2 separate regions of the Homo sapiens genome follow, and region 1 is linked to region 2. Evidence: chromatin contacts called from ENCODE Hi-C or POLR2A ChIA-PET data. All regions are on one chromosome and are shown on one strand. Each heading gives the region's core, a stretch centred on a gene start or an enhancer-like site at or near the end of the contact. The rest is flanking DNA. Distances are from core to core; before and after follow the strand shown.

Region 1 (5,713 bases), core at 1,048-3,547, 380 kb before region 2:
CCACAGGGAGAGATCAGGGGAGAAACGGTCTGGAAGGAGGGTGCCGCCTAAGCAAAGACACAGGGGGACAAAGCAGAGGACTGATCAGGTATCCAGAGCGATGTCATAGCTAGTGCCTAGACAGACTGTTGGGCAAGTGCAGATTTGGGGGGAACGCACTGAGGGACTTAGAGGGATTTGTGCTTGGCTGGCTGAGTTAGGAAATTCAGGGCAGCGGAGGTGGGTGTGAAGCAGGGATTTCAAGGCAGAGAATTATACACCAGGAAGAAGAGAAGCAAGAGGAGCTGGTCCTGGCAGGTTTACTTGGCGGAATTGCAGCGCCCGTATCTGAATAATGAAGTTGGTGAAACCGAGAGGGCTGCAACCCAGAGATGAAGGCGCGGAGCCAGGACGTGGCTCACGCTGAGCTTCCAGCTCCAAACTCTCAGCACAGGGCTGAGCACAAAATAGAAGAGCGATGAATGAATAATACCTAATAATATCCCAACCAACCGGCCAACTGCAGGACAAGCCAGTTTTACAGGACTTGCCGGCCAGTCCTTTATTTTTAAACTTCTTTGCCCGCTCTTGGAGCTTGAGTTTGATATTTACACCCACCCCCCACCCCCAAAATGGGCACAGCAGAAGATGGACGCGCTGCTCAGATCTAAGCATTTGGATACCTGTAAATAGCTCTGGTTTAGCTTGGAGGAGACTGAACTTAAATGGAGTGAAGTTTGAAGACTGTCTGTGAATTTTAGCTTTAAATATTGTAAGTCAGCGCTGGCGGCAATGGCCATCTTTAACTTCGTGATACTAAGAAAAAGATAGGCTCTTCAGACAAGAACAAAAACATTCCAGTTCTCAACATTTGGTAAGGCTTTTCCCCAGGAATTCCCTTTTGCTTAATCTGACCCCACATACTTCCTTTAAATGTCCCTTTACGAAGACATTTTAGTTTTGGTTCAAACAAACACAAAAGTTAGTGTAAACGCTGGGAAAAAGCAGGTGGAGTGGGAGACTAATGATCACTTTTCTGTGTGATCCTGAGTGAGTGGACTGGATTTCTGGCCCAATAGTAGGGCAGTATTTCAAGAATGAAAGGGAAATTTCTTGAGGGAAATGGACAGTTTAAGGATGAATATCATTCTTTTGATATCTTCCCAAAACATGTGCAAATTCAGCAAGAGGTTACAGGAAACCTCAATACCCTTGATTCAGAAATAAACACAGGTTATCTTTTCAAAAGGCATACAAGTGACCAAATAATAAAGCCATCTCCAAAAGGTCAGGAGAAATTTATTGGGAACCTACTGGGCATAGAACTGAAGAAAGTCTCCTTGTAACTGGGCTTCCCATGGTTGCAAAAACAGTGGGTGCCTTCACTAGGTTTATTACCAAAGATAGCAAATGTTTTCCATGGAAAACTTAACTGGAATCTGTTTTGTCCTAAGGTCAGATCTACAAAGCCATAATTACCCAGGTAACTTGGGTCTGATGTTGCCAAAAATATCCAGGTAATTACAGGAGAAAGGTCATTTCCTCTGTATAATCTCAACTATACCACTGGCTGTCTATACTGGCAGTTATCCAGTTAAGAACAGCCTTTCACATTTCACTTTGTGCTTGCTTAGACCCTGCCAAGACTGAAAATCGTAACGAGTTTTTTAAAATCCCCTTTATAAATATTCCCCTTCCCTTGCCCCATTCCCTAGGATGATCTGATGACTTCCTCACAAGACGATATACGGAATACTTTGCTAATTTTTACATTCAAAGGAAATGCTTTCTGGAAAGAATACTGTGAGACAGAAATGAAACAAGAAAGGTGAAGAGGAAGAATGAACAGGGGTGCCAAGATGTGCAAAACTGTGGGGATTCAAAGATTCATAGCAAGAGAGAAAGAAAAAGAGAGAGGAGCAAAGCAGATATGCAGGTCAACAGACGTCTTTATTCAGAGTTTGAGCTTTGTCAACACAGGCAGTTTGGGGGCAGAAAGAAGCGCATCTGCTGCTCTGTGATTGCACAAGAGAAGCTACCACTCCTTTTCTTCACAAAGAAAAAAAAATGGCATTTATCGCAAGTACAGCAAGGCATATTAGGATTCACCTCCCCCATTCTTTCTTCCCTCTTCCTCCTACCATCTCCCTCGCCGCCTCCCTTTCCTGTTGGAAAAGAAAAGGTGGGAGGGAGAGGAGGACCCACCGGTCACAGACAACGCTGTGGGATTCTCTTTCTTCAGCTTTTACCAGCCTATGGGGGTCAGGATGCTATTGGTTCAGCTTTATGTGTGATATGGTGCCTCTCACTTAGCAACAGCGAGCAGGAGAGGCAGGAAGCAACGCCACCTGGCTCAGCAAGTGTGCGGATGGTTTAAAACGAGCCACTCACTCACAGGGAGAACAGAGGAGGGGGGAAGAGAGAGCAGGCTGAGCTTAATATATTGTACTATTAAGAGCAAGGCTTAATCAGGGTGTTAACAACAACCAACAGGCAGGCTATGGGGGAAGAGCAAAGACTGGACAGGAGTTATTTTTAATGAGTATCTACGTATAAATCATACATGTTGCCTTCCTTTTTTTTTAAAAGGACAGACTACACTGTGCTGCCTGGATGGTGGGTGGGGAGAAAGATGGTTATCTAGGCAAAAAATAAGAGATAAGATGCATCTAAAATTCTACAGTGAGTTTACTCGGTTTTACTTTGTTTTCACACCAGGGTGTTACTAGAAAAGAAAAAGTAAAAGTGGGTGTACTTGAAAAAGCAATTGGCTACGTAATCACAGGATTTTTTTTTTTAATTAGTCAACACAGTAGCTATTTCTAAATCTTAAAATCCATTTTAGCATTTGAAAATTAACTTTCTGGAGTGGAAAGTGGCAAAAGAGAAATCTAGCAGAGAAACATCTCTGCTAGAAAGATTTTTTTTTCCTTTGCCTCCTTTGTGGTAAAAGGGAAATTTCTAAGAAGGATGCTGATAGAAGTTCTGAAAGCTCACACTGCCTGAATATAACAGGGCTCATTGCCAATAACAACAAGGAAATGTATTCTGCTATTCCATATTCTTTCATTTCTCTTAATAGAATTTGCCTTCCCCTCTATTCTAGGTCTTCCCGCCAAACTTTAGAAGGATTATCTCACCTACTTATCCATCCCAACCCACCCCACTGCATAACATCTAACAGCCTAGCCTTAGACCCTAAAATATAAATGGGAAAGCATCCTTCTTTCGTTCGTAGAGAAAAAAATGGGAGTCAACTTGGGTCTTTCATTGGAGTCAACTGGTGCCCTAGAGACAAAGCCCAACACTCTGGAGGGCACAGATGGGCCTCTGTCTGCCCTTCTAAACCAGACCCAATTAACCCCTTAGGCTCTGAGGAGTAAAAGCCACTGACTACAGTGACACCTACTGCTCGGGGTACAGCTGTACATCCTCGCACCGCCTCCCAGGTTCTCCAAAGCAGCCATGTGTTCCACTGCCGTGGGCTCCACTGAACACATTTCTCTCTGCTCTGGGCTAACACCTGGAGAAGGAAATTTTCAGCCCCCTCATTCTAAGGATGGCCTCTGAACCTATAAATCAGGGCCTTCTATAGGCAGGAGTCCTCACCCATGGGAATACAACACGCTGTCAATCTATAAAGTGACCAACTCTCGCAGCGATTCTATACAAAAGAGGCAGAAAACATAGTCTGAGAAGAGCCCACACCTCCTTCAGAATCGCTACCTTGAAATTACTTGTTAATCCTGTTTGATACCCAATGAAGTTATCCTGGAAAAAAAATGAAAGTTTTACTCAGTATCCACTGAATTTTGCTATACAGGGAAAAATATGATATGAAGCACTAGTACAATCAAGGTATCTAGAAACTCCACTTCCAGTTTATACAATAGCTTGTTAGTTAATCCATCCCTTCTACTCTATGCATTTAGTCAGATGGCAGAAATTCCCTCCCATTGAGAAAGAAATCCATTTAATTATGGAAGTCAGTTATACTTCTCTGAAGGCATAGCAAAAATTCCTCTATGTTGAGGACAATATCTATAAGTCTAGGAAGGGCAAGAAACAAAATCATTAACAGAACCCTTGACTTACCCTAAAATAGACACTGAGTTTAAAACCATCTTAAAGGTGTCAAGAGCAGTAAGTCAGATGATTATAAAATTAATGGTTCAGGCCAGTCACAATGGCTCATGCCTGTAATCCCAGCACTTTGGGAGGCTGAGGCAGGTGGATCACCTGAGGTTAGGAGTTCGAGACCAGCCTGGCCAACATGGTGAAACCCTGTCTCTACTAAAAATACAAAAAAATTAGCCAGGCGTGGTGGTACATGCCTGTAATCCCAGCTACTTGGGAGGCTGAGACAGGAGAATCGCTTGAATCCAGGAGGCGGAGGTTGCAGTGAGCCGAAATCGAGCTACTGCACTCCAGCCTGAGTGACAGAGATGAGACTCAGTCTCAAAAAAAAAAAAAAATTAAATTAATGGTTCAGGAGGTACAGCTTGTTTCATTTTTGACAAAGAATATCTAACGAATCTTCACCAAGATAGGTACACACTGAACAGAAGTAATGCTGAAAATTTAAATATTACCCTTCTTTCTGGATGCTTGAAGTGTTATGCAAATATTTTGCTTTTTATTCCCAACCATTCTACTTGGAATAACTGGATGTTACATTGTGCTATTCTCATTTTCCCACTGAGAAACAGAGGAGCTCAGCAGTTCATCCAACGTCACAGAGCAAGCTAGTGGAGGCGCCGGGATAAGAACCAGGCTTCCTGATTTAAAGCCCGTGACTTAGCCACTGGGCCACCAGAACCAGGCAATTCTCTCTGAAGCCCTGTGAGGACTATCTCAGACCTCTTACTGATACCTCACCCCTGTGTGTTAATTTGTGTTACCGTCTCAGAGTTGCAATGGCCCTATTTCCATTCTTCTTTAAGTTTCTTACTTTGTGACCTCATTTATCAGTTGCTTTCATGAAATGGGTTAAGGAAAAAAATGAGAATGTGGGAGGCTTAAGTAAAACCTACGAAAAGCCCAGAAATGGTTCACACATAAGTTAAATAAAAGGCTAAATTTACCCACCTATACCTACCTAACTCTAATGTTTTAGCACTAAAATGAGTATTAAGTGAAAGGATACTTAGAAAAGCAGCTATACTGGCTCTCCACTGAGACACGGATCCACAAGGTGGAGCCACTGCGGGGTAGCCAGCTACATAACCAATTAATAGCACAACAGTGACATTTTCATTCTTTTCCATAGAATTTCCCACTGGCAGAACACACCTGAACACACATCTGTGTGGGGTGTGCAAAGTGTAATTGTGTGACTCTGCCATGGATCACCTAGACCCCGTGTAGGAATCTGTTCAGTGGGGTATGGGTGTTCAAAATGGCATCCTTAAATGTCCCTCAAAAAACCCATATATTTCTTTTTTTTTTTTTTTTTGAGGTGGAGTCTCACTTTATTGCCCAAGCTGGAGTGCAGTGGTGTGATCTTGGCTCACTATAACCTCTACCTCCTAGGTTCGAGTGATTCTCCTGCCTCAGCCTCCTGAGTAGCTGGGATTACAGGCATACACCACCATACCCGGCTAATTTTTGTATTTTTAGTAGAGACAGAGTTTCACCATGTTGCCCAGGCTGGTCTCGAACTCCTGACCTCAGGTGATCCACCCATCTCGCCCTCCCAAAGTCTTGGGATTACAGGCGTAAGCCACCGTGCCTG
Region 2 (5,237 bases), core at 701-3,200:
GGCTCACTGCAACCTCTGCCTCCTTGGTTCAAGCGATTCTCCTGTCTCAGCCTCCCGAGTAGCTGGGATTATAGGCGCGCGCCACTATGCCCGGCTAATTTTTGTATTTTTAGTAGAGACGGGGTTTCACCATATTGGTCAGGCTGGTCTCCAACTCCTAACCTCAGGTGATCCGCCCGCCTCGGCCTCCCAAAGTGCTGGGATTACAAGCGTGAGCCACCGCGCCGGGCCTTCTTTCACTCTCAACACACCTATTTAACACACTTTTTGTACATGCTATTTCTTATAACTGCGATGCCTTTCTGCTGTTATTCAGTTTTAATGGCTGACTGAGGATCCGACCAACACTGGTATATTCCAGAAGTGGTGTTTGACAATCACCTATTACTTAAAGTTTTAGTTGTCATGTGGCTTCAGGAATGCAATGTAGAATGATATAATAAAAAGTACACCCAACATGGCACAATCGCACCAAGTTTCTAGTTTTATTATTAAAAAGACAAGTGATAAAAACTGCTGTGGGCCTGTTTTCTCATTTGTGACGTGAACTAGACAATCCAAAGATTCTTTAAAGTTCATAATTCTAGTTTTCTATTTAAAAACACCAGTATTTATTAGGTACTTAAAAAGTACTACAGCTAACTTACAACACTTCAATTTCTAGACAAATGCATCAACATACTTACATCATTTACACACAATAATTAACCTTATCAACTAGCTAAGACAGAGAGTACAGAATATCTTGTTCTGAGGATTTGGAGATGAGATCTAAATGTTACTGGAAGATCAAACCAATAAGACGTGAAGGCAAAACTCCAAACTGAAAACAGGTCAAACTTACAATGACCCAAAGGAGGGCTACCTCGAGTGATGTCGACATTTGTAAAACAAGCAAAATCATCAGATGAGATCGGGATTTTGCCTGCTTTTAAGCAACAAAAAGTTTATACGTTAATGAACTCTTTTCTAATTTGAGACTTCTTCCTGTGGCCACGTTATTTACCTTTTCTCTCCCAGTCCTGAGCTTTGGTTGCCATTTGCTTTTAACTCCCAAGCAAACACCTCCTCTTTGTTGCTTGGGCAGATGCTATAAATAAAATCAGCGAAAGTGTCTGATTGATGGTAAACAGGCCTGGGGCGATAATGAGTCTAGTAATTAGGGCCTCTCTGGATTCAACCCAGCCCTTTCGCCCGCCCCCCGGCGGCGCACAATGGGCTCTGCGCGGGTATCGAGGGAGCGGCCAACAGTCCCTGGCCCCACCGCCGTGAAGTGGGGTCCCTTCGCTTCCACATAGGTGGAGACTGAGACAGCCGAGCCTATTTTGATCTCGTTTGGGTTTCTGTAAGGAGCAGTCAGCAGAGTGAGCAGCGCCCAGACGCGCCCCGGGCCCCCTCTACAACCATTGGGAGAGCGCCCCGGGCTCAAGCGTGGAACGGGGCTGCAATGGCAACCGCTGGAATAACGGCCTCGGCTCCCGGTGGCTCCTCAAGCCCGCAGGGGAGGCCGGCCGGGCTAGGCACCTAGCTGTCCCCGTGCTCGTCCGCCCCAGCCCGGGCGCAGCAGGTGGATGCGGCGGTGCTGAAGACACAAAGGGTCCCAGGTGGCACCACCTCCTGCGTCCACCCACGGGGCCGCCAGAGCCCAGTCAAGACCCTAGCTCGCTGCAGCCCCATCGCCAGACTCAACATCCACCCTCACTTGGCCCCGACCGGTTCAGCCCTCTGGCGGCAAAGTAACGGGGTGCCTGGGGGAAGCAGCAACGACTCCGCTTCCTCACCCCAATCTGCGCGCAAAGGGCAGCGGGACAGCGGGAACGCGGCCTGCTGCTCACGCACCTCTCTTGCGGCCTGTTTTCGGCAGTGACAGCTCAGATGTCCAAGTCGTTGCCACTTGGTCCCCGCGTCTCTTCAGACCAGTCCCGCCGGCGGCCGCGCAGCAGCGACTACTAACCGCGCGTGCGCGTGCGGTGGCGGGCGGGAGGCGGTGGCGGCCCGAGGTGTGTGCTACGCGCTCCTGCTCCGAGGGGCTCAACCGCCTCCAGGGGGAGCCGCACATGGAGCCTGTGCCGCCGCCGGCCGGTTGTGGCCTGGACCCCGCTCCCGGGTTAGCCCAGGAGGAATTCCCCCTGCAAGTCCGAAGACTTTTCCTCCTCTGAGCTCCCGCCCTCTCTGCAGACCGTGCTACCTCCTGTTGCGCAATGATTGGGTCCTGAATTTTATGTAAATCATATTTATGAACAACGTCCAGTAATAAGTGCAGCAAGATTAGGGCTCTAGGTTTTCTCCAGAGTTCTAGATGTTAACAGATCTGCAGTCATGGTGATTAATAAGGAGCTTTCCTGTCTGGTGTGTGTATATGACAAATACAGATGCGTTAAGTGTTAATAAATACATTGTATATAAAACAATATGTTCTTTTTCTCTCGAACAACACTATTAATAAGAGCTGCTAACATTTATTGTGTTCATTGTGCTCTAAGGGGCTTACATTCATTGTTTAACCTTCGTGGCAACCCAGGTGATGAAACTGATGGCAACTTGCTCGAAGTTACACAACATGTAAACAGTGGAAACGGGATGTAAATCAGGCCTGTCTCTCTCAGAGCCTGTAGTTTCAAACACATTGAAATAAATCTTAGCATAAACGTAGTTTATGCTATGATTATGCAATCACAAGCTGCTTTGCCTTTTATATATTGGATCAATATTAATTTTACTACTTAATATTTTATAGTAAATCTTGACTTTGAATTTGGTATAACAATTTAATTTTATTGGAAGATTAATTAACAACATTTAATTGACTTGTGAGTCTAAGACCCTTGTTGAAGAGTTTCAATCTTAAGGGTTTGGTGGCATTCCGTGCACAACGTATCATTATTGGCTAGGGGTCAAGATCACTGAGTTTTTTCACATTGCTTCACTAATTAAGACCAGCATTTCTAAACTTTTGACTTTGTCATCTCTGGGAGAGTGTTTGGATAGTGTTAAAATTTACTGGTTAAAAAGACATTTTGTTTGAGATACTTTGTAACAATATTATACCCTTTATTTCTTTCTTCCGTCCTTCTGACTTCTATTATTCAACATACTTCTGTGGCCCATAACAAATACACTTGAACTGCTAGAGAGGGATTTTTTAAAGGATCCATTCAAAGTTTGCAGTGAGGAAGCTGAAAACTAAAAATGTAAGAATAGTGAATTTTTGCAAGATTTAGTAGTATCTTCTTGGTCACATAGTACTCAAAACCTTGAGAACATTTTTTTACTCTTTGGCTGCTACATTCACTGCCTCCATAAATTAAACTCTAACTCCATAAAATCATCTAAAAGAGGTCCTCACCCCCTCCAGTCCCTGTGCCATTTCTCTAGTTTAGATTCTCACTACTTTAGAAACTGTTGTTCAGAGTTACCTAACTAGTTGCCCCCCTTCAGAGCCTCCCACCTACACTTCGTAGTTTAATCCTCAGCTCATTCAATAGTTTCCAATGACCCTTCATTACCCACAGCATGAAATCTAATCTCTAACCTTGAAATTTAAGGCCTTAACATATCTCCAAAATTATTTGCCACTTATTGAAAGGATGATTGAATATAATATTTATAATTTGTTTAATAGGCAACTTTTCATCAGAATAATACAATGTGATAATGTCAGAGGAGAAAGAATAATCTGCAAATAAGACAAGGGGTATGGCTTTTGAGAGTGATGTAGTGTTTAATAATACAAGCGGAGGAGTCCCAGAATGTAATGCTGAATGGTAGAGTCGTGAAGTGTTCTGACACATCAAAGTTGAAGAGAGATTTGGGAAGAGACCAAGGCAATGTAATCAAGATTGGAGGGACTAGAGTAATCAGAAATCTAGAAAAACATAAAAAGCAGGAAAGGTGACCTGGCATGGTGGCTCATGCATGTAATCCCAGCTCTTTGAGAGGCTGAGGCAGGTAGATCACTTGAGCCGAGCTGCCTGAGACCAGCCTGGGAAACATGATGAAACCCCATCTCTACAAAAAAATACAAAAAATTTAACTGGGCATGGTGGTGCATGCCTGTAGTCCTAGCTACCTGGGAAGCTGAGGTGGGAGGAAGCTGAGGTGGGATGAGCCCAGGAGGCAGAGGTTGCAGTGAGCCCAGATAGTGCCACTGCACTCCAGCTTGGATGGCAGAGTGAGACATTGTGTCAAAAAAAAAAAAAAAAAAAAAAAAAAAAAAAAGCAGAAAGGTTCATGCTCCTTGATGGAACAGAGTGATGTCCTGTTGGAAGCCTGTTTTGTAATCAAAATCAGAGCTGTGTTTTATTAATGTTCTACTATGTGCAAGTTGCTATATGCAATTGACCCACAGGTATCATCCTTATTTTACTTATGAGGAAATAGACCCAGATCAGTTACATAACTTATTCACACAGATCTTAAGATGCAGAGTGAGGATTCAAAGCCTGTGCCCTTTCCACAACACCTTGCCACTTGAAAAATGCAGAATATAGGAAATGCCTCGATTATCAGGATTAAAGAGCTATGCAGAATGAAGTTTTAACTCAAATACAATGAGTGGACTCAGAACCTAGATAATTCAAATAATACTTTAAAAATGTTTGTATATTTTCATATGTTTAGGAATGTGCTTTTTAATGGTGCAGAAAATAGAGAAAAGGAAACAAAGTATTCCACAAGTATTTCCAGTGGGTTGACTTTTATTTTCAAGATGTATAATTATGTCTATGGCAGAAAATGATCTTTTCTTTCTTATATTTATACTTATTTTCTGAGGTTTTTTTCCTTATTACTTTAACAAAAATATCAAACAATAGTAAATAATAGTAATGACAATAGTCATCATTGTTTTTCCCAGAATTCGTCTGGTTAAACTATATAGTTGGCAGAATGAGCCCATGCTGAGTTTTTTTCTTGTGTCTCAAGATAACCCCCCTCAGAAACACTACCCGACTTTAGGATTTATAGAATGATATACAGCTATAGTTATCAAAGAGTTATCAAAGAGTATTAGTATCAAGGCAAACAAATCAATGGAACAGAATAGATTCTATATAGACTTACATGTGTATGTATTATGGCCTGGATATGGTTGGTTTGTCCCAACCAAAACTCATGTTGAAATTTGGTCCCCAGTGTGGCAGTGCTGGAAAGTGGGGCCTAATGGGAGGTATTTGGGTCATGAAGGTCCTGTCCTCGTAGGTGGCTTGATGCCATTGCAGTAGTGAGTGAGTTCTTGC

The links. Hi-C counts contacts between places; a loop is a spot of excess contacts on that map. ChIA-PET counts read pairs that join two places held with the same protein, here RNA polymerase II (POLR2A). Pooled maps may share reads with other maps.
Region 1: a pooled map shows a loop between it and region 2 (3-fold over the local background). The contact joins the enhancer-like site here to the promoter of CLGN in region 2. A Hi-C loop is called at or near these places in 1 of 50 pooled maps. POLR2A ChIA-PET finds 5 or more read pairs at or near these places in 2 of 52 experiments (H1 and WTC11).

What each region holds. Positions count from the first base shown.
Region 1 is chr4:140,047,119-140,052,831 of GRCh38, forward strand. The region is part of intron 1 of MAML3 (mastermind like transcriptional coactivator 3); the gene reads right to left. All of the region lies in intron 1 of LOC124900783 (a long non-coding RNA gene), which reads left to right. Among named protein-coding and RNA genes, the nearest start is that of MAML3-AS1, 78 kb to the right of the region's middle. RefSeq lists enhancers at 1,645-2,181, 2,182-2,717. Within about 2 kb of position 2,298, at least 29 of the 41 ENCODE cell types and tissues checked have a DNase peak (open chromatin) inside an H3K27ac peak, as active enhancers do.
Region 2 is chr4:140,425,698-140,430,934 of GRCh38, forward strand. CLGN (calmegin) reads right to left here and starts at 1,951. Exons shown (of 15, transcript NM_004362.3): 1 at 1,840-1,951. RefSeq lists an enhancer at 1,108-1,157.